6 separate regions of the Mus musculus genome follow, and all the other regions are linked to region 6. The links are chromatin loops, found by intact Hi-C in ENCODE. Cell type or tissue: gastrocnemius. All regions are shown on one strand. Links, peaks and the distances in the headings refer to the core of each region. The heading gives the core; the rest is flanking DNA. Region 1 overlaps Nsmce2 (NSE2/MMS21 homolog, SMC5-SMC6 complex SUMO ligase). Region 2 has its middle 32 kb from the start of Trib1. Region 3 has its middle 17 kb from the start of Trib1. Region 4 overlaps Nsmce2 (NSE2/MMS21 homolog, SMC5-SMC6 complex SUMO ligase). Region 5 holds the start of Trib1 (tribbles pseudokinase 1). Region 6 overlaps Gm36819 (a long non-coding RNA gene).

Region 1 (4,919 bases), core at 255-4,254, 440 kb before region 6:
CACTCTTGGACATTCTATAGCAACTTTTTATCCAAGTTCAGCAAAAGGCCAAAAAAGCTAGTGTTTAGTGTAGTATTAGAGTTGCCTACTTCCTGTGCTGGTGGAATTTCCCTACATTGTGATATATGTCTTAGAAACGTGTGAGGTGTGCATTTAACTGTGCTATTAGCATCTTTCTTAATCCTGCCCTGGGATATACCTCCTGGTGTAGCCATTTTCAAAGCTTCTGTTGGGAGAGAAGCAAAGGAGCTACATAGATAAGTTAGGCCCATTCTGCCAGGTGAGAAGGTTCAGGAAGTGACCATCGCTGAGTGAGAGAAATAGCCTTATCCTCCATCTGTCAGTAGGGAACTGAGTCTCACGGAGTTGAAGTAAGTTAAGCCTAGGATGCAGAAAGAGAATTTGAATTTGAACCCAATTACCTGTCTCTAGCTCACACACACCTCTGACCCCTTTTTAACCTCGTAGTAGCTGTTGGTGGACAGCAGTAACCCTCAACAACTGTGTCAGTCAGCTTTGTGTCACCATTACAGAACATCTGAGCTAATTCAATTAAAACAACTTTTTATTGTTTTGGAGGTTCCCATCTATGATCTCTAGGGACCTGTGGTAAGCAGCACATTGTGGCAGGAGCTCACAGTCCCTGCCAGCAAACAAGAAAAGAGGAAGAAAGGGTCAGCATCTCAATTCCCATTCAAGACCATAGCACTAGCAACCGAAGCACTTCACAGTCTTTCAAAGGTTCTACAGCTACCCATGATGCCTTCCACGTGCACCCATTTAAAACACAACAGCTTTTGGGAGCATTGATTATCCAAACTGGAGCAACTGCTCTTAGTGATTTGCCCAGCACAGTCTGCTGTGCTTTCTGTAGTTCTTAATCAGTTTATGGAGTTTGTAGTATTTTAGGTTAAAAATGAGAAAACCTAAGTCAAAATGCTATTTTTTGGATGGGCATAATGGCTAATGAACAGCTAACGTGTTTGAGCTAGCAAAGATGGCAAAGGTCCCTACACTGTCCAGCACAGAGCCTTGTGAGTCTTGTGAGGACAAGAGGCAGTGGGGGAAGGTGTTAGAGATTGTTAAGAGAAGGTTTGAAAAGGAAAAGAGAAAAGCTGTTGGAAATATCAGTGTAGGCCGTTCTTAAAGTGTTGGATTTAACTAGCTGTTTCCTGCGAGTCTGGGCATATGCATTGATAGGAAAAATAGAGGCAAAGTAGTAAAGCAAGTCTCTGATGCTCTCGTGTATTTGAGGTGTGGGCTATAAGCCACATGGCTCTTCACAGTTATTTCTCTCCACAGTGACCTTCTTGTTCTGTACCAAGTGAATTAAAACAGTGGGAACACTGAAGTACACTGTGGGCCTTGTTTTACTGAACCTTGATGTTTTCTAAGTTGATATTTAAGGAATTGTGAAGATTTATGTTCTGCCCTCATGTATGCCTGCTTGCCAGAAGAGGGCACCAGATCTCAGTATAGATGGTTGCTGGGAATTGAACTCAGGATTCTTAACCTCCGAGCCATCGCTCCAGCCCTGTTCCTTGTGTTTTTAGCCACAGTAATGGGCTACCTATCCTTTCATACTGATAGCAGTTAATGCTTTGCTTTTGTTCCATGTAGCTCTTTAATTTAAATGATTTCTTTGTAGGTATGTTGGTTATTTTAATGGTAGGAACCCCTTAAAATGGACTTTCTGGGGACAAAGCCCTCTGGTGCTCATTAAGTACCTTAAGAGTTTGGAACCACTATAATGCATATCAGGTGTCGAACTATGTAAATAGGGTGGTAGATGGCCTGGGGAGGGGGAGAGGGCAGCTCTAGCTCTCTTGAAACTCACTCTGTAACCCAGGCTGGCCTCAGAGTGAGAACTGCCTGCTTCTGCCTCGGAGTCCCAAGCACTGGGGTTAAAGGTGTGCACTACCACACTGGATTTGTAAATGGCTTTTGAGGTTGTTCCTTAATAAGATATGTTTGGATCTATAATGAAAAATGAGTTACTGTTTACAGTTAGAAAATGAGCTCATTTATTAATGAATAAAAATCATTTTAGAGACTTTGCACTTGAGGACCAGAAGTCTCTAACTTGAGAGTGCATCAGAACTACCGAGAGGCCTCATGAAAGTAGATGACTGGTATTTACCTCCACAGTTTCAGTAATTCTGAATAGTGCCGGAATTTGCATTTCCAAGATTCCCAGGTGCTGCTAATAGTCTAGGGACTACTACAGTTTGAGAAAGTTAGACCAGTCAGTCTGTCCCATGCTGTAGGAGACCTGCCTGCCACTAGATGGCATCAGAGCACTTTTTAGAGCATAGTCATTGACCTAAGTCTTAAGTCTCTTGATCAGAGTGAGTGAGTTAGTTAGTTAGTTTGTTTGTTTGTTTATTTATTTATTTATTTATTTATTTGTTTATTTTGGTTTCTCCAGACAGGGTTTCTCTGTATAGCCCTGGCTGTCCTGGAACTCACTTTGTAGACCAGGCTGGCCTCGAACTCAGAAATTCACCTGCCTCCCGAGTGCTGGGATTAAAAGGCATGCGCCACCACGCCTGGCGATTTGTTAACTTTTATAATCACTTTAAAATACATACATATTCATAATTTTGTCCTTTTTTCAGTTGAAACAATGTAGAAGGTTAAAAGTGTGAAACACACTGCCCGTTGGCTTTTTTTTTTTTTTTAATGGAGATTTTATTTCCCTTATTTGAGAATCTTAAGTGTTGGGTACATCAAAACCAATTTCTGGGATGAGGGAAAAAAAACAGAACCCACAATAGAAAAAAAAGTTATTGTCTGGGTCACAACAGAACCCAGAGAATATATTCTTATAATTGAAAAATTATAGGTGCTTCATAAATTGACCTTCTGATACAAAATGACCTATTGAATTTGCAACTTGGTTCTTGGTGTGGAGGTCCACAGACAACTAGGCGGTCTTCAGACCTTAGCTGGATGCCACGAGCGGTTATTTGGCTTTCCACTCTTTTTTTCTTGTCTAAGAGGCAGCAGCAGCAACAGTGCTTCTTTACAGTGTTGATCGGTTCCCTTTTAAAGGGCTCTCGGAAAAGTGTTTTTGACTGTTTTTTTGCCTCTCCTCTTTCTTACCTTGGAGTCTCACTCCATACATTCCAGCTGTGTCACCACCTCCAGATGTTTTACTCACTGATGACCTAAGAGCTAGATGGTTCTCTACATGGTGGTTCTGGGGAGAGGTACTGGCTTGCTCTGTTCTGTGTGCTAAGCTCTCCTGTTCACAGTAGCATGTTTTATTTTGAAATAGCAAAACTTCCTGATTTTTTTTTTTTTTTTTTGGTTTTTCGAGACAGGGTTTCTCTATATAGTCTTGGCTGTCCTGGAACTCATTTTGTAGACCAGGCTGGCCTCGAACTCAGAAATCCGCCTGTCTCTGCCTCCCAAGTGCTGGGATTAAAGGCTTGCGCCACCACGCCCGGCTCTGATTTTTTTTTTTTTTAAACAGACTATGTATAGTACCTAAATACTGTTTGGATTTTTCTAGACCTTTGACAATGCTTTTGCTATTGATTCTTTTGTTTTCTTCTCAGCTTTTTTTGTTTTGTTTTATTTTGTTTTTGTTTTTTTTTCTTGACCTTTGGAGCTGGGGCTTCAGTTAGATTTCAGTGATCAAACTTCGGATAAAAAGGACTAAAACAGATAAAAAGAAGAAAAAAAAAAAGAAACAAACAAACAAGTAGGAGTCACTCAGTAAAAAGCCAGGCCAGCACCAAATCATGTCTCTGGCCATTGGCAAGAACTGATGCTGGCTTAATGCTATGCAGAGATGACAACAGAGGCAGAAGTAGAACTGACATGAGGAGCCTTTTGTGAAGCACTGTAGTCCTCTTTTAATGACATAAAGTTTTAATGTCTTGTGGTCAGAGGGAAGGAGCTTTTATGAGGACGACACGTAGCACAGCTGAAAGCAGCTTGATTCTTCTAGAGATCATTACCCACACTGTTCTTTCCCCGTTACAGACGAAGTCCTGTATTCATGCTGTGCGTTTCTGTATACCATTACTTATGTGTACACGTGCAGCCTGATAAAACTACAGTGTTTGCCACATGTGTAATTTAAAATTTTCTACTGCCCTTCTTTCATAAAATATGGAGGAAGGAGAGATTTGTAATGTTTTATTTAACCTAGTGTATCTGAAACTATTTTTCGGGACCAGAGAGATGGCTTTATGGGTAAGAGGATTGGCTGCTTTTCCAGAGGACCTAGGTTCAATTCCTATAACCCAGGCTATACCACACCTGCTTCTACACTAGACACTACTCATGTCCATAGTATATCCGTAGACATAATGCAGTCAAAACATCTATACACACAAATATAATTTAAAAAGTAAATAAAGATAAAATATTTTTATGTGTCATAAATATGAAAGCTCCTAAGGAGTTCTTTTGACACAGCGTGGGCACTGAAATCAGAATCCTACAGTACACTAGACTCCAGACTAGCCACACTGCTTATGCTTATTGGTCACATATAACACTTTATGAGATGACAAAAGACACATAAGGGTTATTTCACTTCTCTGTGACAGAGTAAGAAATAAGAGATGGCCAAATCAGCTAGATCTGCAGCTCTTTAGCAGTTCTGGTGAGTCTTCCAATCAAACCGGTGGAAGAATGAGACACTCAGTTTCTCCTGCACTCTCCTCTGCTGAAACTGTGGCTAGTATTTTAGGGTTTTCCCCAAATTGTTTAGCCAGCTTAAAATAAAAAGTGCATTGTTTCTGAGGATCCTGTTACATTTGCTTCTGTATAAAATGTTGTGTGTTCATTTGAATCCACATCTACAGTTCTTCATATTTTGTAGCTGATGTGGTAAATCAGTTTCATATGCTGTTGGGCAAGCTGGAAGGTTAAGCCTCTTAACTTCGGCAGCCAGCATATTC
Region 2 (4,919 bases), core at 546-4,545, 150 kb before region 6:
CCAAGGTGGTTCAGAGCACTGTTGCTCTTGCAGAAAGAGGACCTGTGTTCCGTTCCCAGCACCCATACTGCGGCTAGCAATCATTAGCATCTCCAATTCCAGGGAATCCAACTGCCTCTTTTGGCCTCTGCAGGGCATCAGGCATGCATGTGGCATACATACCTACACATGGGCAAACACATTAAAAAATATCTTTAAAAGTAAGGTGAGGAAGACACTAAACGTTGGCCACCTCTAGCCTTCACATGCAACCACACATATGTGTGCACACATGTGAACACACACACACACACACACACACACACACACACACACACACACACACACACACAAAGTAAAGTAAGATGGATAAACATAAAACATAGCCAGGTGTGGTAGTGTGGGTTCTTCATCTGAGGAGTGGAAAACTGAGGTTGGAAGACCATCCATCATAGGTTCAAGGCCAGGCTGGTCTACATAGGGAGTTGCAAGCCAGACACACACACACACACACACACACACACACACACACACACACATTATATATATATATATATATATATATATATATATATATATATATATATATATATATATATGAAGATTCCATCTCAAATATTCATATAAAAATATCAAATTATACTGTTTTTGTGTTTGGGTGAAATTCAAATAACATAAAATCACCTCAGCCTTTTTGCGCCAGGGTCTCATGTAGCCTAGGCTGGCCCTGAACTATGTAGCTGAGAATGGATCTTGAACTTCTGATCTTCTTGCTTCCACCTCTCATACATTGAGATTATGTGGTGTGACTTGCCATATCGAATTAATCTAGTGTTGGTGACTGAACCCAGGACTTCATGCATGTTGAGCAAGCACTCTACTGATTGAGCTCTGTCCTCTTTCCAAATCAACCACTCTAAAATGAACAACCCAGTAGTATTCAGCTCTCCACAGGCCTGTGTCACCAGCAACCACCTCTGTCTTCAATAAGCTTTCATTGGCCAAGAGGAAGCCTCAGATCTACGAAGCATCTGCCCTACATTTGAACACTGAGTAAGGCACACAGGGTGTGGCCTTTGGGGTCATACTTCTTCCTAGCTCCTGTCTCTGACATGCCGTGTGTATGGCTTGTGCCAGTATCAGTGCTATAGATGAGGAAACTTTGGTACACAGTTAAGTAATCCACCCACGACTGTTTAACCAGTAAGTAGCCGAACCACAAATCCTCACGGTGTGGCCCTGGGGCCTTGTTCTAGAAGCCTGAGCCATGTAGCAGGGTAGGAAACAACTCTAGAGGTCGAGGAGACGAGTGGAGGAGGGTTGTAGGGTTGCCTGCCTTTCCAGACTGATAGCCCGAACTCCTGGCTAGTTTGACTGCTGTTTGCCCTGTGACCGGTAGCTCTTTCTACATCTCAGTTTCCCTGTCCACACAGAGTTTAGAGTCTGTCTTGAGTTGCTGTGGGAGGCTTGACTGACAGTTCTTGGAAACCTCAGAGTTCTATATGAGCACAGCTATGGCGAGGATCTCTAAGAACTTCCCTGGCACCTAATATATCCCTGACAGAGCTGGCACTCCAATGGGTGAACAGTGGGCACCCTGATCTTCTTGCTCAGTCTGGAGAGCTGCAGGCCCCACCTGGAGGGCACTGTGTCAAACACAGACTTGAAGGAACAAGGCCTTCTATAGAATCTGTTCCAGGCCTGCTAACCTACAGCATACGAGGAAAGCCTACAGTTCATAGGCTGGGGACAGAGCCTTGCTTGGGACAGTTCTGTTGTCACTTTGGAAACCCACTGTCCCAGGCAAGAAGGATTAGAAGGGCAAGGGTACAGAGATGAGAGCAAAGGGGCTGGTGCCCTGTCAGAGTGAGCTTCTAGGATCTCCCCAAGAGAACTCTAGCAAAAAGCTATTAATTCCTCTCTAAGAAGTCGGGTCTCAGAGCTTTCCTTCTGGGATCAAATGAGATGTGACATCATAGGATGAATTGCCAGAGAACAGCATTGTGACTCTCACCCCCCAGTGAGCCCTGGGGTTTGGGGGACAGGTGTGGAATGGTTTTGTGAACTAAGGAAAAAGCAAATGTGGGGTGTGGTATCCTCACAGCAGCTCATCGCTGCTCTTCCCTCTGGTGCAACCTTTTCCGCTTTAGTCTTGTTTAAATCCCAACACTTCCCGTTCCAAATGAAGAACGTTCCAGAATGCTCCGTTAGCACACGGGTTAGTTTATGGGTGATTTATCAGGGCAGTTTCCTGGATTATGGCCTCATCTTCTCTCAGCAAATCCTGTTGAAACACACTTCTGTCAGCTGTAAACCCTGAATGTGGGAAAAGAGCTGACACACAGGCTCCGTCTCCGGAGTAGCGCATTCCCGAGTGTGGGCAGTTCACCAAGACCAGGAAACCTCCGGTTCGGCTCGAGAAGAGGTCACCCTGTGGGCAGGGGCAGCCCTCAGCTGATTGGGACTCGAAGGAACCAGGATTCAGAAATCCTAACCTGGTCTGCCTGGGTTACAGATTCTCTTGCCAGCCCTGGGGGACCAGCTTCCCTCTCCTACCCACTGACCAGTAACGACAGGCTGGATGTCTCTGGGACATTCCGGAACAGGACACAGCTGAGGTTTGACCCAGGCTGCATGGGTCTATGGACACTGGTGAACCGTGAACGGCTTGCCCTGGAGTGACCATCCTGTCCTCGGGCTCTGTAGAAACAGCCCGAGGCACTCAGCCCCAGCCTCCTTCCTGCTTACTGAGACCTTGACCTCTTGCGGTGCCTCTGTGGAGCTGCAGGGCGGCTAGGAAATGAGTTAAGCCGGCATTTCCCACTCCAAGGCTGAGCCCACCCCCGTTTATCCAGCCTTCCCAGAGCAGCAAGGGCTATTTTTTTCCTTTTCTTTTCTTTCTCCCTTTGTAGCATTTCCTGGTTTTCAGCCGAATGAGTCACTTCCTTCTCTGGGTTCCACATAAAACTCAAAAGGTAACTTTTCTCTATGAGTGGATTTTATTTTACCAACACTGATTTTTTTCCCCTTTCTCACTCTTATGGACATGGAAGATGTGCATATTTCTTTTCCTCTTTTCGCTTTGGTTTCTGGGAAGCCTGGAGTCCAGTATGAGGTTCCTCTTGATCAAGTGACTGCTCTGAGCCTTCTAAATTAACTTTGTCCCCGTTTTTCATCTTCAAGCCAAGCCTTTCTTTTTCCATTTTTGATTTTTATGGTATTTGTATTATCAATTTTATTTTAATTGAGGGTTTTATTTACATTTTATTCGAGCGTGTGCTTGAGCGCGTGTGTGCGCACGTAGAAGTCAGAGAACACTCTGTGGGAGTCCATTGTCTTCCTCCATTTTATGGGTCCTGGGGATTTGGTTACAAGCGTCTTTACCCACTGAACCATCTCACTGGCTCAGCAATAGTATTTTTCATGATAGAACTTACATAAATAAAATGTATCCAAGTCAAGTATAGAGTTTGAGGTGACTAATCTTGGTTTTTCAACTTAACTGTGTCTGGAATCAATAAGACCAGGTGCCAAGTGTTCCTGTGAGGGTTTTCTTGATTAGATTATTTGAAGTGGGAAGGTGGACCCTAAATGTGGGCGGCATCTTCTGGCTGCTGCACAGATAAGGGAACATGGAAGAGGGATTTTTTTTTTTTTTGTTTTGTTTTGTTTTGGTATTTTTGACACAGTGGTTCATTATATAAGCCCTGGCTGGCTTAGAACTCAGTGTGTAAACCAGCCTGGCCTCAAACTCATAAGATCATAAGAGACCCACCTGTCTCTGCATTTCTAGTGTTGGGCTTCAGTCTAATATTTGTGCCATGGGAATCAGAGAGATAACTAAGAGGTTTAGAGCAGTGGCTGATTTTCCAGAGGGCATGGGTTCAATTCCTGGCACCCACATGGCAGCTCACACCTGCTTGTAACTCCAGTTCCTCTTCTGGACTCTGCAAGAGGCTCGACGTATGTGCAGGCAAAATACAGCAGATTAAAAATTTTTTTTTGTAAATATTTATTTATTTTATTTATATGAGTACACTGTAGCTGTCTTCAGACACACCAGAAGGCATTGGATCCCATTACAGATGGTTGTGAGCCACCATGTGGTTGCTGGGATCTGAACTCAGGAAGAGCAGTCAGTGCTCTTAACTGCTAAGACATTTCTCCAGCCCCACAACAGACTTTTAAAAACATCTAATGGCAGTCTCGACACATCCTCAGCTGTGCACTTATTCTCATTGTGCCTTTAAGAAGCAGTTGGGGGCTGGGGAGATAGCTCAGTGGTTAGGAGCACTGGCTACTCTTCCAGAGGACCCAAGTTCAATTCCCAGTACCTACATGGCAGCTCACAACTGTCTTTTACTCCAGTTCCAGGGGCTGACATCCTTACATAGATGAATTCAGTCAAAATACCAAGGCACATTAAATAAATAAAAAAGAGAAGCAGTCAGAGTCCTGACTTTCTATAAAGGTCTCAGTTTCAGGGCTCCATGCCCTGAGGCTCTGTGACCGTGTCTTCTGTTCCCAAGCTAGCCATGCATGTACCTGGCCCCACATTTCCTGTCTTCAGCTAGCTTCATGTCTTCATTTCACTGGATTCGAGTTTTCTCTTTATTTCTTGCATCCCAGGATTGATTTCTTTCATATGGGCTCAGCTGTGGATGAAAATGTGTAAGGTTAAAATCACATAGAAATGGGGGATACTGAAGCTGCCGTTGGACCACTGTTTACTTAGAGTCAGCCTACACATTTGACCTGTTATTTTTGTGCATTACAGTATTAGAAAATTATGTATCAATTTCGTTTTCTGCTGCTGTAGCCATCTTGGATTACTGGACTCCTGCCATCTGGACTTGGACTCCTGCCATTGATTTCCTAGGATCTCGAAGGGATGAGTGATTCCAGTAGCTCACTGCTCCTTTCCAGTTATAAGATGAATT
Region 3 (4,919 bases), core at 352-4,351, 160 kb before region 6:
GGCCTGGGTATGAGGGCTCAGAGGTCTTTCTCATCGTGACTCTGGCTTGAGGGCTTGCTGTGTTTCTAGGAAGTGATGGCATCACAGAGCACACTCCCAGTTTTAGGACTGAAGAAGGGAGACATATAACTAGAGAAGCCAGCCAAAGCTCAATTTGTGTGTGTGTGTGTGTGTGTGTATGCATGCGTGCATTTTCTCCTCTTTCCTCCCTCCCTCTCTTCCCCCTCTCCCTCCCTCCCTCTCTCCCTCCCTCCCTTCCTCCCTTCCCTCCTTCTTCCTCCCCCTCCTTTCTCCTTTTCTCTCCCTCCTTTCTTCCTTCCTTTCCCCTTCTTCCTTCCCTCCCTCCTCCTCCCCTCTGCCTTCCTCTCTTTTTCCCCCTCTCTCCTCCTTTTTCTTCTTTTCCCTCTCCCTATCCTTCTTTCTCTCTCCCCTCATTCCCACCCCCTCTTTCTCTCATAGTCTGACAGTGTAGCTCAGACCACTGTATCTGTTAGCATTCCTTATATAGTTCTGTCTGGTCTTGAATTCTCAGCATCCTCCTGGCTCAAACCATCAGACCTCTCTGAGTGGCTGTGGCATGGGTGGGGTACTTGACACCCTGACACTGGAAATGAAGAATGTATTTGGTCTTTTGGGTTAGGGAAAGAGTGTGAGTTTCCTGGATCTGTCTCTAGCTACCCCAGGACTTGGAGAAGTCATGCAAAGTATCTGTGCCACAAGTTTGACTGCCTCTCTGGCAGGGCAATGCCTGGGAGGCTATAGGATGGATTTTTGCAGTCCAAGTCTCTGAATGGCAGGCTCAAAATCCAGACAATCCCAAGCAAGGCTAGAAGACAAGCAGACTTGGACTTGAACCCCAGATACATGCTTATTTGTTTTGTGGACTTTAACAGGTTGCAATACTTCTCTGGACCGCCTTTTCCTCACTATAATATGGGTGTGTGGTGATGAGGAAGGCCACTGTCACACTCCCTCTTTCTTTCTTTCTGAGCTCGAAGCTTTGCCAGATCTGAAGTGCTGGTGCTCTTCATTAGCTTGAAAGGATGGCTGTGGTGGGGAGCAGAGCCCATTGGTCGCCATGACCCACAGGTCAGCCATGTAGTATCTCAGGCTTGTCTAACCACATGTAGTCATTAGCACCTTCCTGGTCTCAGAACACACCCCGCCTCTGGCAGAAGATGGAGACTGGGGTCCCCAGCTCTCAGCTTGTGTCTGACTCACAAGCAGACCAGGAAAGTGGGGTTCAGACTCATCATAACCTCAGGTTCTACTGAGGCAGAGAGGCCTGGACTCACAGAGGCTCACAATGTGGGGTGTGCCACCACCCACCTCAAGTTTAGCCTCCTTATCCTTGAGATGGGTAATACGAATTCATAAAGTATTTTCCAAATGGTTAAAAACGTGTGGTTCAATCCGTGTTGCTTATCAGTAGCAGATCACTAAAGCCCAGTGTTCAGTCTACCAAAACTACCCAGTGATAATGTGTCCATGTCAAGTCCATGCTCGGGATGCTGAGGCAGGGGGATCTCTTGAGCTTTGAATCCAGGTGTTCCTGACTTTTTTCTTTTTTCTTTTCTTTTCTTTTTCTTTTTCTTTTTTTTTTCTTTTTTTTTTTTTTTTTCTTTTTTTGGCAGGGTCTCTAGCCCAGGTTGAACTCAAAATCCCAAATAACAAAATAACCCTACTGGTTCCCAGTGTTGACACAACAGGTTTAGGTGGTGGCAGGGGCAAGCCAGGTGGCAGGGCTTCGTGTGTGCTGGGTAAGCATTCTATCATCAGAGATAGCCCCAGATCCTTCTTTTTTGAGATCTGTTCTTGACATGTAGCTGTAGCTGTCCATGAACTTGGGACAATCCTGCTGCATTAGCCTCTTAAGTGCTGGGATCACGTGTGTACCACTAGGCCTTGCTTAAACCCCAGAGTTTGAGAGTGGCTTGGGGTACATGGCTAGGACCCTTTTTTGTTTTTTAAGTAAAGAAGTAAAATTAAAAATAAAAGGCCAGGAGGGAGGGAGGGAGGGAGGAAGGAAGGAAGGAAGGAAGGAAGGAAGGAAGGAAGGAAGGAAGGAAAAAGTGATGGGAAGGAAGGACATTTGGGGGTGGGGTGGGGCCCTTGTCGGGAGGCAGAGCCTGTTCATCAGGGCTGGGTGAGTCTTGAGCCTCTGCATTTTCAGCTAGCTCCTGGGTGAGGCTGCTGCTGCTGCTAGCCTGAGAACCTCCAGCACCCAGGGAAGAGTCAAAGTGTGAAACACAGGCTGTGCCTCAATGGAGAGAAGTTAATTCTTGAAACTCAGACTATTTGTGACAGAGCAGGTGAGGTAGCACACAAGGAGGGACTGCTGTAACCACAGCCACCTGAGCAGGGTTGATGGCCTTCTCCAGGGCGGTCATCATCTTCATCCTACAGATGGGATCGAAGACCTGCATGCTATCCATATGCGATGGTGCGTGTTTGTAATCCCAGTATCCATGAGGCTAAAGCAGGAGGATTTCTGTGACTTGGAGATGAGAGTGGAGTTCAAGGCCACTCTCTGGGAACAACAGAAAAAAGAAAAGGATTTGGATGCTAAGTTACATAGGTAGGCTGGGGCAGGGGTGTAGTTTTCCAAGACTGGCATCTTCCTGTGTTCCACAAGGCAGCCGCAGGAGCCTGAGGAGGAAGCAAGCCACCTCCCTTGTCTGGACCTGGCTTTCCTATTTGCACAGTGGGAGGCCCGGGCACACATGACCTCCAGGCTCCTTCCCCAGCCTTCTGCTGGAACAGTTTGAGCAGTCCCTGCTGGCTCAGCATGCCCTTGGCTTCGTCCCCACACTGCTTCCTGAAGTGGTGCTGACGTCCCAGAGGCAGACATATCCTTTTCATCCCGTCAAGCCAGAAACTAGCAGAGTTATTGGACAGGCTATTTGTGGGCAGAGCCTTGGAGGGGTGGCCATAGTAAAATCCAGCTCTTGGGCCAGGCAGAACATTCCTCCACACCCCAGAGGCAAGCTTTTCAGCAGCTCTGCAGGTAGAGGCAGCCGGCTTGCGTCAGCTCCAAGCCATGCGGGATCTTATTTCACTGGGAGTCCAGTCTGGGAGCCTTAACCTCACTAGGCCTGAGAGTTGGAGGACATCCAATTGACCTGAGAAAGGTGGCATTCTGAGTCGGGTTCCCAGGTACCTCAGGGCACACACAGCAGAGGTTAGAACCTGCCAGGGTGTCTGAAGAGAAAGTGCCTGGAGCTGGAATTTCTGGGCTAAAATTCCAGGTCTGACTCTCCTAGTCAGCCTGACAGGGAAAAAAATCTCCCTATGCCTCAGTCTCCATATCTGGAAAGACGTGGCTTTTGCTAACAATTGTGTTAGTAGGATAGTGAGAGGACTTTAAAAGAACACCTGGAACAAGCCATTCCCTATATCAGATCTACCTCAGCAACTTGTACTTTTATAATCCCAACTCCCAGTGGCTGGAATAGTATTTAGGACTCACCAAATACACATGAATATTTGCATAATGATTGGTTTAGAAGACCCTACAGGTATGATTCTCTCAAATTGTACTTCTCCCTGCTACCTTCTTTAGATATTGTCTTACTTGGTAGACCAGGCTGACCTCAAACTCACAATCTTTTCTCAGCCTCTCAGGGTTCTGGGGTCACAGCTATGCGCCACTGTACTAAGATTTGTTTCCATCATCTTGACACAAATCAGAGTTTCCTGGGAAGTGGGAGCCTGGATTATGGAATTGCTCCCATCTGGTTGGCCTGTGGGCCCGTCTCTGGAACATTTTCTTGATTGATGATTGGTGTGGGAGGGTCCTCTGTGGCCATTGCCATCCTCAGGAAGGTGGTCTCGTGTTGTGTAAGGAAACAAGCTAATCAGCCATGGTGCATGGAATGCATGCTGTACCGCTAGCCAGCCTATTTGATTTCTGTACCACTGAGCTACGCCTACAGCCAGCCGTTCTGATTTCTATACCATCGAAAGCTAGGAGAAGTGAAGAGAATACCCTTGAACGTCTAATCTCCTTGCCTCCACCCCCTCAGGGCTGGAACTGAAGGTTTGTGTCACCATGTCTAACTTAAGCCATACTGGGGGATGGAACCCAGGGCCTCAGGCACGCTCGACATCAGAGCTGTATCCCAAACGCTGTTTTGCATGATTTAAAAAGCTATGTTTAGTGAGGTCTCTTTTCTATAAAGCGGACTCCTTTCCAGGGTGCGGATGGATGTGATTTGACAGATTCAGCCAGCAAGCCCCACCACACTCCTGCTTTCTTCCTCCTCCCCTTCTCCCAGACGACTCTTTATGGAGTTCAGGCTGCTCTAGAATCCAGAGTCCACCCGCTGCAACCTCCCCCTGAGAAGGACTGATTCTCTTCTACGGGTTATCTACTTACTGTTCATCGCTTCACCGTCACACAGACATCTGGACGTTCCCAAATGGGGACTGTTACAAAGCTCCTCCAAAAACCACTTGTGCTTTTGTGCCTCTTCGTGTCTCCTGGGCTCCTGCTTCATATTTTTACTTGACAAGAAGTGACGGGCTTGTCAGCTGAACACTCCCAACAGTAAGATGGGAGAGCTCAGAACAGCTGCGTGCTTGACAACACCAATGGCCATCAGATCACCATACATTCTTTTCATTCGCGGGCCTAACGTACTTCAAAAAGCATCCGGTGCAGCACACATGGGTCGTATGACTCCCCCTTGCCACCATTCCATGAAGAGGACAGCTGCTCACCTAGATCTAGACATCTATCCAGCGTTAGGTTCTGTAAGCAATCTAGACAGGATCAAAGTATCAGCAAGTGGCACACAGGTATGCATGTTCAAACGCTACACTCTTTTATGCAGAAGCAATTTGGGTGTCAGTGGGAACAAGCTGGAGAGATGGACCAAGCTCCCCAAAGCTGACTTGCTGGTATTTAGGGACAGTAG
Region 4 (4,919 bases), core at 576-4,575, 430 kb before region 6:
TTGTACTAGACTCAGCTGAGGAGTACCTGTAAACAACCTACAAACAGATGCTGGTTGGTCAGCAGTGAACTGGGCTTGGTTGATTCCTGTTCTAGATGAACATTTTTCTGTTATAGTCTCTTCTCATATCTGTAACAGATTAAAATTTTGTAGACTGAAAATATAAAATAGTTTTGGAGAGAATAGCAGAAATGTTCCTATGGACCAGCAGAATGGCTGGATGCACTGGCCATGAAGCCGGACACCTGAGTTTATCTCTGGAAACCCCATTGTGGAAGGAGGGAACTGGTTCCAACAAGTTGTCCTCTGACATCCACATGTGCAATCCTCCCTCCACCCCCCACAGTTGTTTTTACAAAGAAATGATTTTTCCATGTTCATATGTATGATTTACTGGTCGGTTAATTTCTAGTAGAAATTATTTTTTACAAAGAGCATTATAGCTGCTGCCATGCCATAGATTACTGACAAATCTTACTTTTGAAGTTAATTTAGATTCAGGTATATTTATACTGAAGCTTATGTGTGTTAATGCTTTATTTTGCAAAAACCTGCTACATGTCTGTAGTTTCACTCTTATTTGTTTACTCTCTATCTGGCAAGGGCTATTCTAGTAATATAAAGTAATTCCACTGCTTTTAGACCTTATTCCAGACTTATTCTCTCTTAACAGTTTGATGAAAATAACCTGACATTGATGGAAGAGATAGCTAAAGTCAGAGGGGTAAAGTGGCTTGCCTGAAGCCACAGAGTACGTTCATATTCCATTAGCTTCTGTTGTGCTGAATTGAATGTATGTATAACAAATTCACACACATGTATGTGTGTATATATCAGCTTGCTCTTTATTAATCCTAATTGCCTTTGTATAAACAGTTAAGTTAGTAAATAATAAATTTATAAATATGGTATGTAGATTCTTTTTTGAAGAAATTTTATGGGCAGAGTGTTTGTTTAAAATTTGTTTTAATGGAATTTTCCATAAGCTTAATTGTCTTAATTAGGGTTTTATTGCTGTGAAGAGACACCGGACCATGGCAACTCTTATGAAGGAAGACATTTAGTTGGGACTGGCTTCCAGTTTTAGAAGCTTAGTCCATTACTGTCATGGCAGGAAAAATGGCAGTGTGCAGCGGACATGGTGCTGGAGAAAGAGTTGAGAGTTCTACATCCAGATTTGCAAGCAGCAGGAAGTGTATTGATCTATTAGACCTAGCTTGAGCCTCTAAGACCTCAGCCCCACCCCCAGCAACACAACTTCTTCAAGACCACACCTACTTCAAGGCCACACCTCCTAATAATGCCACTCCCTATAGGCCATGCATTCAAACACATGCATGTATGGGGCCATTCTTTATTATTATTTTTTTATTAGATATTTTCTTTATTTACATTTCAAATGTTATCCCCTTTCCTAATTTCCTCTCCAAAAATCCCCTTTCCTCTCCCCTGTTCCCCTGCTCCCCAACCCACCCACTCCTGCTTCCTGGCATAGGCATTCCCCTATACTGGGGCATAGAACCTTCACAGGACCAAGGGCCTCTTCTTCCATTGATGACCGACTAGGCCATCCTCTGCTACATATGCAGTTAGAGCCATGAGTCTCTCTGTGTGTTTTCTTTGGTTGGTGGTTTAGTCCCAGGGAGTTCTGGGGTTACTGGTTAGTTCATATTGTTGTTCCTCCAAGGGGGCTGCAAACCCCTACAGCTCCTTTAGTACTTTCTCTAGATCCTTCATTGGGGACCCTGTGCTCCATCTAATGGATAACTGTGTGCATCCACTTCTATATTAGTCAGGCATGGCAGAGTCTCTCAGGAGACAGCTATATCAGGAGACAGCTTCTTGCTATTATAAATAAGGCTGCATTGAACATAGTGGAGCATGTGTCTTTATTACAAGTTGGGGCATCTTCTGGGTATATACCCAGGAGTGGTATCTCTGGATCTTCTGGTAGAACTATGTCCAATTTTCTAAGGAACCACCAAACTGATTTCCAGAGTGGTTGTACCAGCTTGCAATCCCAGCTCGCCAGCATCTGCTGTCAACTGAGTTTTTGATCTTAGCCATTCTGACTGGTATAAGGTGGAATCTCAGGGTTGTTTTGATTTGCATTTCCCTGATGATTAAGGATGTTGAACATTTTTTTAGGTGCTTCCTAGCCATTCAGTATTCCTCAGTTGAGAATTCTTTGTTTAGCTCTGTACCCCATTTTTAATAAGGGTTATTTGGTTTTCTGGAGTCCAACTTCTTGGGTTCTTTATATATATTGGATATTAGCCCCCTATGTGAATTAGGACTGGTAAAGATCTTTTCGTATGGGGCCATTCCTACTCAAACCACCATATCAGTCTATTTTTCCTTTAGTCTTTCCTCCAGCCATCTAACAGTCCATTAGCCTTTTCGTTTTTGTAATTTGTCCATTTTATTATCTACCCATGTAAAATGTATAATGTAGTGGGGTTTTTAAAATTATATTCATGGATACACATAACCGTTACCACAATCATTTCAAAACCACAACCCCTGGCAAGGTGTGATATTATATACTTATAATTTCATTACTCAAGAGACTGAGGCAGGAGTATTGTGAGTTCAAGGACAGCCTGGGCTGTATAGTGATGAGAGGAGAGGAGACCAACAAGAAAGGAAGTGAGGAAGGGAAAAGAAAGGAAGCAGACCCTGCGTCCTTTAGCATTGCACGCCAGTCTCTCCAGGAGCCACTGATCTACTATGGCTCTATAGCTGTGGAGTTACCTGTTTCAGACATTTCATATAGAAGTGAATTTTATATAAAATGTGGTTTTTTGTGGTTGGAGTGTTCTTGTTTTCAAGCAAGGTTCATCTGTGTTGTTAGATCCATCAGCATTTAATCAGTTAGCACTTCATTTATTTTTATAGTTTAATAATACTCCATTATGTAGTATGTAGCTATACCACATTTTGTAGATCTACCAGTTGGTGGACCCTGGGTTGTTAATATTACTAAATTATTCTTGGATGCTTGTGCTTTGAACGAGGAATGCCCTCACTAGGCTCAGGTATTTGCATTACTTGGTCCCCAGTAGGTGGTGCTGTTTGGAGAGGTTTAGGAGGTGCAGTCTTGCTGGAGGATGGATGTCTCAGGGCTTCCAGATTTTATAGCCTATCCCTGCTTCCAGTTTGCTTTCTCTACTTCTCTCTTGCAATGTGAGCTCTCACCTTCTTGGCACCATGCTTGCAGGTGGCTCCCTGATGTCATGCCTCCCAGCCGAGATGGATTCAAATCCTCTGGGACCAGAGCCCAGATAAGCTTTTGGTCACATGGTGCTGTGTGTAGCACAGCAGCAAATGTAACTATTAATTGTGCTGCTCAGCATCCATTCTCACGTTAGTATCTCAGCATGGTTTCAGTTGGCATTTATGTAATGATGTCATATGCTTTTGGGCTCTTAGAGAAATCTCTGGAGAAGTGCCTATTCATATCCTGTGCACTTTTAAATCCAGTGTCTAAGTTCTTTATATATTCTAGAGAAAAGTCTGATATAAGACATGATCTGCTGGTATTTTTCCTATTGTGTGCTGCATTTTACTTTCTTGATAGTGTTCATTGAAGTATGCAAGGTTGTGATCTTGCGGGAGTCCAGCTGTGTGGATTTGCTGTTTTCGTGGTATGCCTTCCCCTGATAGAGCTTAGCATCAAGCTTGAAGCAGTCCTATTCATGTGTGCTGAGTATGAGTTTTGAGCTGGGACTCATTTGATGACTAGTTCTCTAAAGGTGCTGTGATGAAAACCTTTTCCCAGCAACCATGTGGAACCCTGGAGTTGGTGGGAATTGTAGATGAGAGAGCCTTCAGGACAGGCTTCACATGGGCTGTTGCAGGTTAAAGGTGAGTAGCTGTTTCATGTACTAGAAACAGACTGGAAAAGATTGATGAGTATTTGTCCTGATATGAAAGCTGACAAACCTGCCTGTAAGCTTCATGGCTGCTTGAGAGGTAGGAAACCCCTAAGTCAAAGACAGCAGCTTTTGTTGTTATACCTCAGATAGTATGCCTGTTCTGGTTTACCTTCCTGTCTCCATGCCTCATGGTTTCTGGAGCTGATATGGGAGAGCCCAGGAGGGTTGAGGTCACAACTAAGGAACCTCAGGCTCAGGGGTCCAGTTTTTGGAAGTAGACGCCATCTTAGTCTTGTGAGATCTTGCTCTTACATAAGCATCCTTGTAAAGATGGACTGGGACAGAAGGGCACATGGCACCTTTGCTCCCAAGATGTTCAGAATGAGTGAGAAATGACTTGCTCCCTAGAACCTGACACATTCAGGGAGCTGCAAGTGCTTCAGGGTGAAGATTAACTTCAGCTGAGGCCTTTCCAGGCTGTTGCCACCACCAGTGGTGAAAGCTTCAGCACTTTTCTTTGGAGATGAACTTTGTCCAAGATGCAGGAGAGGCCAGGTGAGATGAAGAGAGGGGTCCTCCTCTGTCCCCAGAGGGAACATAATCCTTTGGTTGTCTGGATGGGGTAATGTTGGGCTTTCAGAACTACAGAATCATGCACTGGCTGCCCACTTTAGTATCATTGTGACTTTAACTTTCAGGTTATTTTCCTTTATAAGTAGTGATGATGTAAAATAGCAGTGAATGTCTTGTAGGGTCCTTAACCATCCACCCATCCACATCTCCCTAACACCTGCCGTATTTGGAGTTGCTGTAAAGTATTAAGGAATGTATCTAAAATGCTCTTTACAGAGCTGGTACATAATATTCATATTGGTCAGTTGCTTTGTTTTTGCTGTAATTATTTGAGCATTTGAAAAGATGGATCCTGTAGAGCCTTAGGGTCAGAATTGACTTTGTACAAAAATACATCCGTGAATTAAAATGCAAATTCTCTATTAGCCTAGATGATTGCTTCATCTCTTAGAGCTTGCTTTTTCCTGC
Region 5 (4,919 bases), core at 271-4,270, 180 kb before region 6:
GCAGAAGGCCCAGTGTTTGCTTTTATTTCATCCAACAGAAGGTTCTATTTGTGGAAGCGAACAGACGCTGGGGATTAGAGTTGGGAGGGGGCAGGAAAAGAGGGGAAGAAAAAAAAAGCCACATTCACTACCACGCACAGGTCTTCCCCGGAACTACCGCGTGGGGGTGAATGACTGATAATGGAATTCATCACCTTTCCTCTCGCCCCTTCCTCCGGCTGCAGCCGCGACTCGACGGCGCCCACAGCTCCACCGGGAGCTCCCCAAAGTGCAGAACGGCGGGGAGGGGGGGACCCACTAGGATAAAGGCGTGACCACTGGGTCTCAGCCAGCTGCCGGTGCGCAGCCAGGAGGTGCGCGCGCGGCCGCCGGGAGCTCGGTGCTCCATTGTGTTGTGTGAATGATGCGCGCGCACCAATCAGCGGTCGTTTCGCCCCTGCTGCCCCGCCCCTCCCGCCCACTTCCCCGGGAACCTGACGTCACGGGAGCTTTGCCTCCGCCCCCTCCCTGGGCTACGGGCCCGCGGGCCTGCGGTGGGGCGCGCGCAGCCTGCTGCCCAGCCCAACCCGGGGGGCGTGTGCGCGCGCCCAAGGCGTCCCAGGACGTTCCCACCTGCGCCTCGGCGCGCGCGGTCAGGAGCATCCCCAGGCCTCCAGCCACCCCTTACAGTTCCAGCCTCCAACTCCACCTCCCCTCCCCCCTAGTCTCCTCCCTCCGCTCCGGTGACTGCAAGCCGGGCGACGGGGCCGGAGTCGTCGCAGCCACCTCATTGCACAACCCGGCTTCCCAACTGTTTACACAGCCCGGGCTGTGAGTGTGTGTGTGTATACAGCGTGAGTCACCGGGAGGCGGAGGAGGTGGAGGAAAAGGAGAAGGAGTGCACTGGCCGGGATCAGTGCGGCACACACACTCATAGTCGGTCACTCTCTCTCTCTCTCCTGGAGCGCGTCTCGCTCGCTCACACGCCTGGAGCCCAGGAGCGCGCAGGATTCCGAGCGGCGCGGAAAAGTTGTACCGGCTTTTACGCCAGACTAATTGCTTTGGGAAGTGCGTTTGCTCGGAGAAGCCGAGGAGCCTGTGGAATCCTGTCCTCGAGGCTCAACACCCGGGAACTCGGGCCGTCTCCACGTCCCGGACTATCCACAGCCTCGGCAACAATAGCGGCGGCCACCGCCAACGAGGCGCCCAGACCTGGTGCCTGTGGGGGTCTGGAGACCTTAGCCGGCCTCCCACCCTTGGACGCGTGGCCAACGTGGTTCTGGTGGACAACGCCAGCGTCCTGGAACGGCTCCTCTTGGGGACCGATCCAAGCTCTATCTGCAAACTCCATCCCGCCGACTGGAAGAAGTCACAGCGCAGATCCAGGGATTTACAAAGCCGGGGCCGCTCCGGCCAGGGCCGCGATGCGGGTCGGTCCCGTGCGTTTTGCCCTGAGCGGCGCCTCGCAGCCCCGCGGTCCGGGTCTACTGTTTCCGGCTGCCCGGGGAACCCCGGCCAAACGCCTGCTGGACACGGACGACGCGGGGGCAGTGGCGGCCAAGTGTCCGCGCCTCTCTGAGTGCTCGAGTCCCCCCGACTACCTCAGTCCCCCTGGCTCGCCCTGCAGCCCTCAGCCTCCGCCCTCCACGCAGGGGACCGGCGGCAGCTGTGTGAGCTCACCCGGGCCCAGCCGAATCGCCGACTACCTGCTGCTACCCCTAGCTGAGCGCGAGCATGTGTCCCGGGCACTGTGCATCCACACCGGCCGCGAGCTGCGCTGCAAGGTAAGCATCCTGGGGCGGAGGTTGCGGGTCTGGATCGTCCACAGAAGTGCCTAGGTTCCGGCCCACCGGGATCACAGTCCCGCCAGCGCTTGGGTTTGGCAGAGCAGATAAGGGCGTTTAGTTGGATAAGGAGGGTATTTTGGTCAGCTTCGTGTTTTTGGAGGTTGAGTGCTTTCCTGTGGAGTGTTTTTTGGTGAGGGTTAGGCGGTCTAGAGGAAGTGCAGGGTTCAGTTCTTTTATCTCTGTTCTTTTCTTTGGCGCTCTGTATTGCTAGCGCGTGGCGTTCCATTTAAGTTTGGAATTGCAATGGGTTCCAGGGCCATGCCATTGCCCTGCTCTCATCCCCCTCCTCCCCCTGTCCTGGAAGGACGCCCTGCAGTGTGTGCCTCCTCGGGACTTGGAGCAACTGGCAAGCTCTTTGCGCGAGGCTCGCGGCATGGGTTCTGTATAGACCAAGTCGGGCTTCTTTTTACCTAGGGGTTTCTGGGCTTGAACTCCTGTTGGGACCAGCATACAGCCCACCCCAGGAAGTGTTGGGATGGGGTGGTCTTAAGCGTGGGAAGGCTTCTGGCCAGCATCGGAGTATTGGAAAACTTCCAGAGGCTCGCTTCCACTTGCTTTAGTTTGAGCCGGCGATTTTCATTGCAACATTAACAGGAGTACAACTAGATACAGGATGGCCGGTCTGGGAGAGCGCGTAGCCCAGGACTGCTTCGCAGTGTGCTCTTCGTGAGCCGGACACCCCATCTCTGGGCCATTGAGAGCCCCACTGACTCCTTTCATTCTCCTGCAGTTAAAAGTGGCATCTGGGTTTCCAACAACTCACCTGAAAGCCCCCCTCCGCCCCCCCCCCCCCCCAACGTGAGCGCCCCACCTCTCCGTTTGCTGCTGCCACCTACTGTCCACTCTCGTGAAATCTCTGATGCGTGGTCAAGCACAGAGAGAAACTCTTTCTTCTTGGTGGATGAGAACAGTTTTGGGAGAGAAACGGATGGGGCGGGAGGAGAAGGCAGCAGATATATATTTTTTTCCCAAGTTGGTACTAGAGCAGCCACCTCAGAGGTGGGGTTGGTCTGGGTCATTGTGCAACCCCTTCCAGTTCCTCTGAGCAGATAATAGCCGAATCCAGATGGTGACAGCCCGTGTGTCACCATTTCCAGTTGCGTCTAGGATATGAGTAACCGGGCTGAACAAAAGGCCCTTAAAGAGACCAGCCAGCTTCTTAGAGGATTTGCTACCCGTTCTGGGGAGGGGGGCCAACCAGGGTGGATGGGGGTCGAGGAAACAAACAGGAAAAAAGAGAAGACCTATAGAGGTGCCTATCCTCTCCTGTAAGAAGGTAACTACAGGCTGCTTCCACCTGAGTCTCAGCCATAGGCAGGCTGCATAAGGCCGCTTTGTCAGTCTCTCCTTCCAAGTCATCAGTTCCTTCTGACTAATGACAGCTCTGCGTGTTTGCTGCCTCAGCTTCCCGTGGAGGCTGCAAAGTCACCACATTCTTTGACTGTGCTCTGCTGAGCCTCCTGGGTTCGCAGGAGATGCATGCATGTTTAGCTGTTGATTTTTCACTCTTAGGGATGCCGGGGGTACCTTCCCCTAGCTACTTACTGTCTGCTAGGAAGAGCTACAGCAGGGAGCTGGGCTTGCTTGGCTCCCAGGAGCTGATGGCCCCCTAAAAGACAAAAGCATTTGCAGAAGGGAGTTCTTCTAGTCACCCTACAGTAGGGGGTGGGCTCTGGGAGTGTGCTAGCCCAGATCCCAAAGTGTAGCTGGTTTGTTGTAAGGGTATCCTAACAGCTGGAGCTCTGAGGGGCTACCCAGAAAAGAATATATGAATGGGGCTTATTGCCATTGAAAGCCCAAAGATGGAGAACTCCAGCCCAGCTTCAGATAGGACCTTGGAGGCGGGCCCTCTGTCTTTCTCATTCCTTAAACAGGTCACTTTTCTCCCCACAGGAATTCCCCATTAAACACTACCAGGACAAAATCAGGCCTTACATCCAGCTGCCGTCCCATAGCAACATCACTGGCATTGTGGAGGTGCTCCTTGGTGAGAGCAAGGCCTACGTCTTCTTCGAGAAGGACTTTGGAGACATGCACTCCTATGTGCGGAGCCGAAAACGGCTTCGGGAAGAGGAGGCCGCTCGGCTCTTCAAGCAGATTGTTTCCGCCGTCGCCCACTGCCACCAGTCGGCCATCGTGCTGGGGGACCTGAAGCTCAGGAAGTTCGTCTTCTCCACCGAGGAGAGGTAGGCAGCTGACACAGCACTTCTGGTGGCCTTTTGGAACAACAGCAGCAACAATCCCCACCCCCCCAAACAATGAAACAAACAAACAAAATGAAACAAAACCCCCAAAGGCACAGGTCATGCCTTTAGGTGCAAGATAAACCCAAGGGCTCAGGTCTTCTCTGCTGTTAGTACTAAGTCCTGCATCTGGGAAGTGATGGCCAACCCCAGTTTATTCTCTGCTCTATTGGACGCAGCATAGGGAAGCCTAGAGGTGTGTTGGTGCTTTTCTTGATGCTACCTGTTGACAGGATGCCCTTCCTGCCCCTGTCTCAGGCTCAGGTTTATCTCCTCTTGTCAGAAAGGCCAGTCTTTTGGGGAAAAGGTGTCCACTTGTCAAGGACAAGTGGACTCCAAGAGGTGCTCAAATTCTTACTTCCGTGCCCTGCCTCTGCTGTACCTAGAAGACTTTACAGAGCTAGTTGTGTTGTTGTGTTGGCAGAATAACAACCATCCCTATCACACCAAACTCCCGTTCTGTTTGAGCCTGGGCGCACCCCACCCCTCCCAGTAGTTGGTTCCCATTCTCTGGTGAGTTTTTAAAGACATCTCATCAGCTCCATCTTCAGAAAATAACCACATTGAATAATAAATGGAAGTTGGCTAGCGTGCACTGCTAAATATAGTTCCTGGCTTACCTCACAAAGGACAAGATGTGCTTGATAAGGGAATAAATAAGGAGACAGTAAGATCTGAAGTGGAGGCTGCACCAAGAGAACCCAGGAAGCAGCTTGAGCTATACCACACTTCATTCTGCAGCCAGACTCCGTCCGTGGTGGGAAGATAGAGATTGCCTGTCTGTAGAATTGTCCTGTGGGAGTGAGTTACTTTCTCGAATACAGTTACACAGGACTTACCCTACCTGTGC
Region 6 (4,919 bases), core at 450-4,449:
AATGTACCAGGAGCCAGAAAGCCCCCTCAGAATTTCACTGGGTTAGGGAGGGAGAAATAACCTCTTAGGTTACCAGGGCGATGACCATACAGAGCCCAAGAGAGTGGCTTCTTTGACCTTGCTGGGGACAGGTGGTTCTGGAGGGGAGCATCTGGGTGTTCTCTGGCTTCTGTCGCTGAGGGCAGACTCCTAACAGGCCTTGGTTGGTCAGTGGAGCGAGAGGGAGCACTGAGGCTGAAGAAACCAGAGGTTGGCAGTCATCCCACATAAACACGCTCTGTCGCTATGAATTATTTCCACGGTCTGTGGACGCTGGGCAGAATCTTCGACAGGCTCATTAATAAGAACCCAGAGGGTCTTGCTCTGGTGGCCCAGATTCCTTGGGGTTGGGGGTGCATGGAAGAGTGGGTGGGACATTTCCTTTTCCTCAGAGTCCCTCCCTCCCCCCACAGATTAGAAATTTGGTGTGCTTTCCTTCCCCAGGAGCATTTTTAGAGCGCTGCAGTCTCCTTGGGAAGAGGCTCTTGAAGGCTGTGTTTCACACATGGTCTCAGTGTCCTGACAGAGCAGATCCGTTTCCCAAGCTTCTCCATGGATACCCTGTCTTCTGCCCCCGACCTCTGTATCACATGCCTTCTCTGTTTGAACTCTTTGTTAGCATCCTTGAAAAAAAAAAAGTCATGTGTCATGCTCTCTGCAGTTTCCACTCCCCAGGGAAGGCTTGGGGCTTATTCCTTGCGCTACCATGGCTCTGTGTAGTAACTTGTGACCTGCAACCTAGCCATTCCCCAAGAGAGCTTGCGTTTCTTCAAACGCAATGCAAGGATCATGGCAATTCATTCCTTAAAAGCTTTGTGTTGGGACAAATACAACCCCAGCCTCACGCAGGCCTGGGGCTGGTGAGTCACATGACAGAAGCCAGCTCTTTATGATTTTTAAAAATATACTGTGGTTCTCATTTTCACACCATTGAAACTACTTGTTGTCTAGGACCCACTCTCTTGAGACTGGCTCATTGGAGTAGAGGACCCTGTCCTTCTGTCTGGCTCTGCCATCCTGGGTAAGTCTCCTTCACAGACTCAGTTTCCCCATCTGCTGATGGTGGTACTCAGCTCTCTACAGAGATCAAGTGATCACAACCAAAGAACACTTGGGATGTGAATGTGAGGAATGGTGTACAATGGTCTTTTGCCTTAATTTTCTAGCGTTTGAGTCTTCTTTACCCTGGATGGCTCTGTGCATCCTTCTTAGCAGCAGGATCTCTGGCCTGAAGGCCAGCCAAGCCTCCAGGACCTCTCATCTGTTGAACACTGAGCAGGCAGCCATGTGCCCAGAGGTGCTCAGTATATGAAGAGTAAACTGCACGGTAAAAGCCATGCATTTACAGAGCATGGTCATGCCACAGAAGCTGGATATGGAAAGATGGCAGCTCTATATGCATATGTAAGGTCAAAGCCCACAAAAGGCCTAGCAAAGGGCAGGGTGATCGTAATGCAGCCGCTGCATTATTCATTCAGAAAGGCAACCGTTGCTCTCTGGCTTTGGGAGACGAGGGGGAGAGTAAACAGACATGGGTCCTTGAAGGGACACAGTTGAACAGCTTAGGGACTGACCTGACTGGGGCAACAGGGAATAAAAGAAAGCAGGCACAAAGGCACAGGCGCAGGAAAGCTGGGACCAGGTGGGTCATGTGCTCTGATAGAACTCAGCAGTTCATTTCATACACCCGTACTAAGGAGCTGGGTTGGCTGTCCACAGCTGAACAAGTGTGTAGTATGCAGCTGAAGGAGGAGGGCAGACTTAACTAGTCTTGGTGGGGGTCTCTATGGGGAGCAGTCTCGGGCTGTGAACACACGGGAGGAGGAAGCTGCCCTGGACATTTTCTGCCAGTATCCAATATCCATGCACCAGGGAAAGGCTTTCTAATTCCCGTGAGTCTGAGGCATTGGTGGCATTGACGTGACCACTTTCGTGGCCCTTTTCCTGTCACCAACAAACATTCACTCAGGACTTTATTCACTCCCCGCAGTACCAGGCATATACGAGCAGAAGCATCCTGTCACAGAGTGACGTCATCTTTCTGGAGTCATCTCCTCTTCCCTCGTCGTCCCACTCATTCCTCTCCTGTGCTGACCACATTCTGGGGAAGGCCTGGAAGAAATGGAAGCCATCCTTCACGAGTCCCCCACCAGGTGCTTGGCACGGTGCTCTGCATCTGATGTGAAGTTCGCACTAAGTCCGGGACTGTAATTCTCCTTTTGCTGACAGTGAAAGAGTCCTCAGGAAAGCAGGGTGCCTTTGCGCAAGGCCAACCAGCAAGAAACAGGACCTGGATGACAGAGCCAGCTGCCTCCCCATATGAGGGCACTGGGAGAAGCGGGGTAGGCAAGGAAGGAAGCGGAGTCATTCACTGCCTCAGGCAACAAGCAATAGATTTCCCTAGATCCCGTCTGCTAGGCACTTAGATGCTTGGAAGCTGAGGCTGCAGAAACTGGCTTCTTTCTGACTCAGAGGTGCCATCTTCAGGCCAGCGGAAGTGTTGCAAACAGGAACAAGCACCTGCCCCTCTGCTCTCCACTAGACAGGCACCACCAGATGCTGGCTGGGGAAGGGACCTTCCATCTTAAAATATTCCAGAGTGAGGCAGAGGGATGGACTAGCTCAGAGTTACAGAGTTAGAGATGGCAGAACAGGAGCTGCACCCCTATGACCCCGTCAGTGACCCCTCACTTTCCAGACTCTCTTTCATCATCTTTCATCATGCATCCTCACTTTCTTCCCACTCTCCTCTTCCTCTTTCTTCTTCCCCTTCTTCCTCCCCTCCATCCGACAGCTGTTATTGAGCACTTTGTAGGTTTTGGGCATAGTCTCCCGCCTGGGATAGGAAGTCTGGGTGCGGGAAAGTCTGCTCTCAGGGATCGTTGTTGAATTGATTAGTTGACATCGTAACTTTCCAACTATAGCTGAGATGCATAGAGCAAGTCTTACCACATTTCAGGCCCTCCATAGAGGCTTCGTCTCACTGACTTCTCACAGAATAGAAGATTCAGCCGTGGGGCAGTTTGGGAGCATGCTCAGTAGGACCCAGTAAGTTGTGGAGCCGTGACTCAAAACCCAGATCCTTTCTACCTCAGAACCAGAGATGTCAACTGCAGTGTTGTATGTCTTCTCTAAAGGATAACCCAGGAAGCAGGCATGTTCTCATAACATTTTGTTCTCTACAATATTTGCTTGTTCTGGGTCTGAGCGAGGTGAAGGCCATCTTCTCCAGTTCCTTGCTTCTGAATTCTGAGGATTTTTATTGAGGTATTGTTAGGTCCTGGTTACTGAGCAAGGTATCAGGCACAGGGAAGGGACTGACTCAGAGAGAATCATGACGTGTAGATGGCAGTGTTACAGAATCAATTAGCAATCATGTCTTTGTAGAAGCACTCCACATCACTGGGAAGGATCCAGTTACATTGTCTGGTAGAAGTGGCCCTCCTCTCCCAGTTGTGTAGTGAATTACCTGAGTGACCAGACATACAGTCCCTGACTCAAGTCTCCTAGAAACACAGGCCAAATTCAAAGAGCTGAGAGACAAAATGGTCACATGAGCCTTTACAGGGCAGCTGAGGGGCCTGGGAATCCTAAGATAAAGACGGGTTTCTGGTCCCCTCAACAGGGGCCATCATCAAGTTTTGAGGAAATGAGCCTCTGTGTTCTGATACCATTTTAGTTTCCATTTCTTCATTAGCTACAAGCTTGCATTTCTCTTAAGTTCACAGGAATCCTGCCTTTGTTCTTCCTTTTTATGGGGAAGGTCTAGCTTCTCCTATGTGTGTGGATGTGCTCATGAGCACGCACGATTGGCTCCTGAAAGTAGAACTCACCAGCTTATAGGTGTCATATCCGAAGCCAGAAGATGAAGTGTGACCATCAGAAGCCACTTAAGGAATTTCTCCACCAAAGCTACAGTGACATCCTTAGACAAGGAAGCCCCATCATGTGCACGTGTCTTAGGCAGAGGGCAGTGCAGCACAGAGATGCGCTTTAACACTTCTCCTCCCTGCCTTTGCTCTGGATAGCATATCTTCACTTCCCAAGAACAGTGTGTGTGTGTCTGTATATGAACATGTACACAGATTTTATGTGCTTAGTGCAAACACACATACCTCAGAGGAATGGATTTCCTAACAGTTCTGCCAGGGCTACAACGGGGGAGGGGACTCTCTAATGCCCTCGAAATTTCCAAGATTCTTTTCTCTTTCAAAAATAACAACTCTTTTAAGATTTCATTTTTCTCTGCCCTGAATAGAACGACAACGTAACAAAAATTGTAACATCGAAGGGAGACAACCTTGGACCCAAGTCTCTGTCCTCCCAGGAAAGGACCGATCAGCCAGTTTTGGGGCTTTATATAAATGATAAGAGGGCCACGGACACATGGTCCACACGGGTTTCGTCACTATGTGAATAAGTCTTGTGAAGACATACCTACCATCCCTCGAGGTGGTTCTAGAAGGGGAGGCCGAGGTGGCCGAGACCCTGGCTTTACATTATAGAAGGGAAGGTGCTTGCTATTGTAAATGTTGGGGTGAGGGGCACCTCGGGCGGCGGCAGCAGAGATGGGAGCAAAGTTCTACCTGTTGGCTCTAGGAGAAATCTCACCAGGCCCGCACTTTCTTCTTGACTCAGAGTTCTCAGAGCCACACCATGGCTTTTAATAGGTTTTGCTGACCACTAGGAACCATCAGCTGAGACAACCTTGTTTCTGCGGGGATTCTTCAGTGAGTGATTCCAGGTCTTAGGTGCTCTGGTCTTGCCTCCTGCTTGGTGCTGTCCTGGGTTGCTCACCGCTTTCTGCCCTCCCTTCCCTCTCATTTTTGTACTTGAATTTCCCCCTGGTTCCCAGTACTCCGTGGTTTCTGTTGACTTGG

What was found. A loop is a pair of places that touch in the nucleus more often than their neighbours do. Peaks named below come from ENCODE experiments on the same cell type or tissue, not always from the same donor. Only the 100,000 strongest peaks of a DNase experiment are listed, where the experiment ranks them.
Region 1: a loop joins it to region 6, with 8 times the contacts of the local background. A loop is called at or near these places in 39 of 42 quality-filtered maps.
Region 2: it touches region 6 in a loop (2.4-fold over the local background); 11 of 42 quality-filtered maps call a loop at or near these places.
Region 3: it touches region 6 in a loop (2.8-fold over the local background); 24 of 42 quality-filtered maps call a loop at or near these places.
Region 4: a loop joins it to region 6, with 6 times the contacts of the local background. A loop is called at or near these places in 39 of 42 quality-filtered maps.
Region 5: a loop joins it to region 6, with 3 times the contacts of the local background. A loop is called at or near these places in 26 of 42 quality-filtered maps.

What each region holds. Positions count from the first base shown.
Region 1 is chr15:59,387,133-59,392,051 of GRCm38, forward strand. The region is part of intron 2 of Nsmce2 (NSE2/MMS21 homolog, SMC5-SMC6 complex SUMO ligase); the gene reads left to right. Among named protein-coding and RNA genes, the nearest start is that of Nsmce2, 15 kb to the left of the region's middle. In gastrocnemius, for the core only: CTCF peaks have their summits at 1,451 (motif pointing right) and 2,275 (motif pointing right); a DNase peak (open chromatin) is centred at 2,288.
Region 2 is chr15:59,678,132-59,683,050 of GRCm38, forward strand. No RefSeq gene overlaps it. Among named protein-coding and RNA genes, the nearest start is that of Trib1, 32 kb to the left of the region's middle. In gastrocnemius, for the core only: a CTCF peak has its summit at 2,748; DNase peaks (open chromatin) are centred at 2,400 and 2,654; H3K4me3 peaks cover 1,425 bases; H3K27ac peaks cover 3,478 bases.
Region 3 is chr15:59,662,829-59,667,747 of GRCm38, forward strand. No RefSeq gene overlaps it. Among named protein-coding and RNA genes, the nearest start is that of Trib1, 17 kb to the left of the region's middle. In gastrocnemius, for the core only: no CTCF peak of the experiment used is centred there; a DNase peak (open chromatin) is centred at 2,772; H3K4me3 peaks cover 613 bases; H3K27ac peaks cover 2,725 bases.
Region 4 is chr15:59,394,324-59,399,242 of GRCm38, forward strand. All of the region lies in intron 2 of Nsmce2 (NSE2/MMS21 homolog, SMC5-SMC6 complex SUMO ligase), which reads left to right. Among named protein-coding and RNA genes, the nearest start is that of Nsmce2, 23 kb to the left of the region's middle. In gastrocnemius, for the core only: a CTCF peak has its summit at 3,050 (motif pointing right); a DNase peak (open chromatin) is centred at 3,089.
Region 5 is chr15:59,647,760-59,652,678 of GRCm38, forward strand. It overlaps Trib1 (tribbles pseudokinase 1), which reads left to right and starts at 895. Exons shown (of 3, transcript NM_144549.4): 1 at 895-1,763; 2 at 3,720-4,012. The coding sequence starts at 1,404. In gastrocnemius, for the core only: a CTCF peak has its summit at 2,684 (motif pointing left); DNase peaks (open chromatin) are centred at 447, 1,291, 1,460, 1,669 and 5 more places; H3K4me3 peaks cover 4,000 bases; H3K27ac peaks cover 4,000 bases.
Region 6 is chr15:59,826,132-59,831,050 of GRCm38, forward strand. It overlaps Gm36819 (a long non-coding RNA gene), which reads left to right. Exons shown (of 3, transcript XR_384128.2): 2 at 991-1,060; 3 at 2,030-4,919. Among named protein-coding and RNA genes, the nearest start is that of Gm36819, 5.2 kb to the left of the region's middle. In gastrocnemius, for the core only: a CTCF peak has its summit at 2,529 (motif pointing left); DNase peaks (open chromatin) are centred at 2,228 and 2,495; H3K4me3 peaks cover 517 bases; H3K27ac peaks cover 378 bases.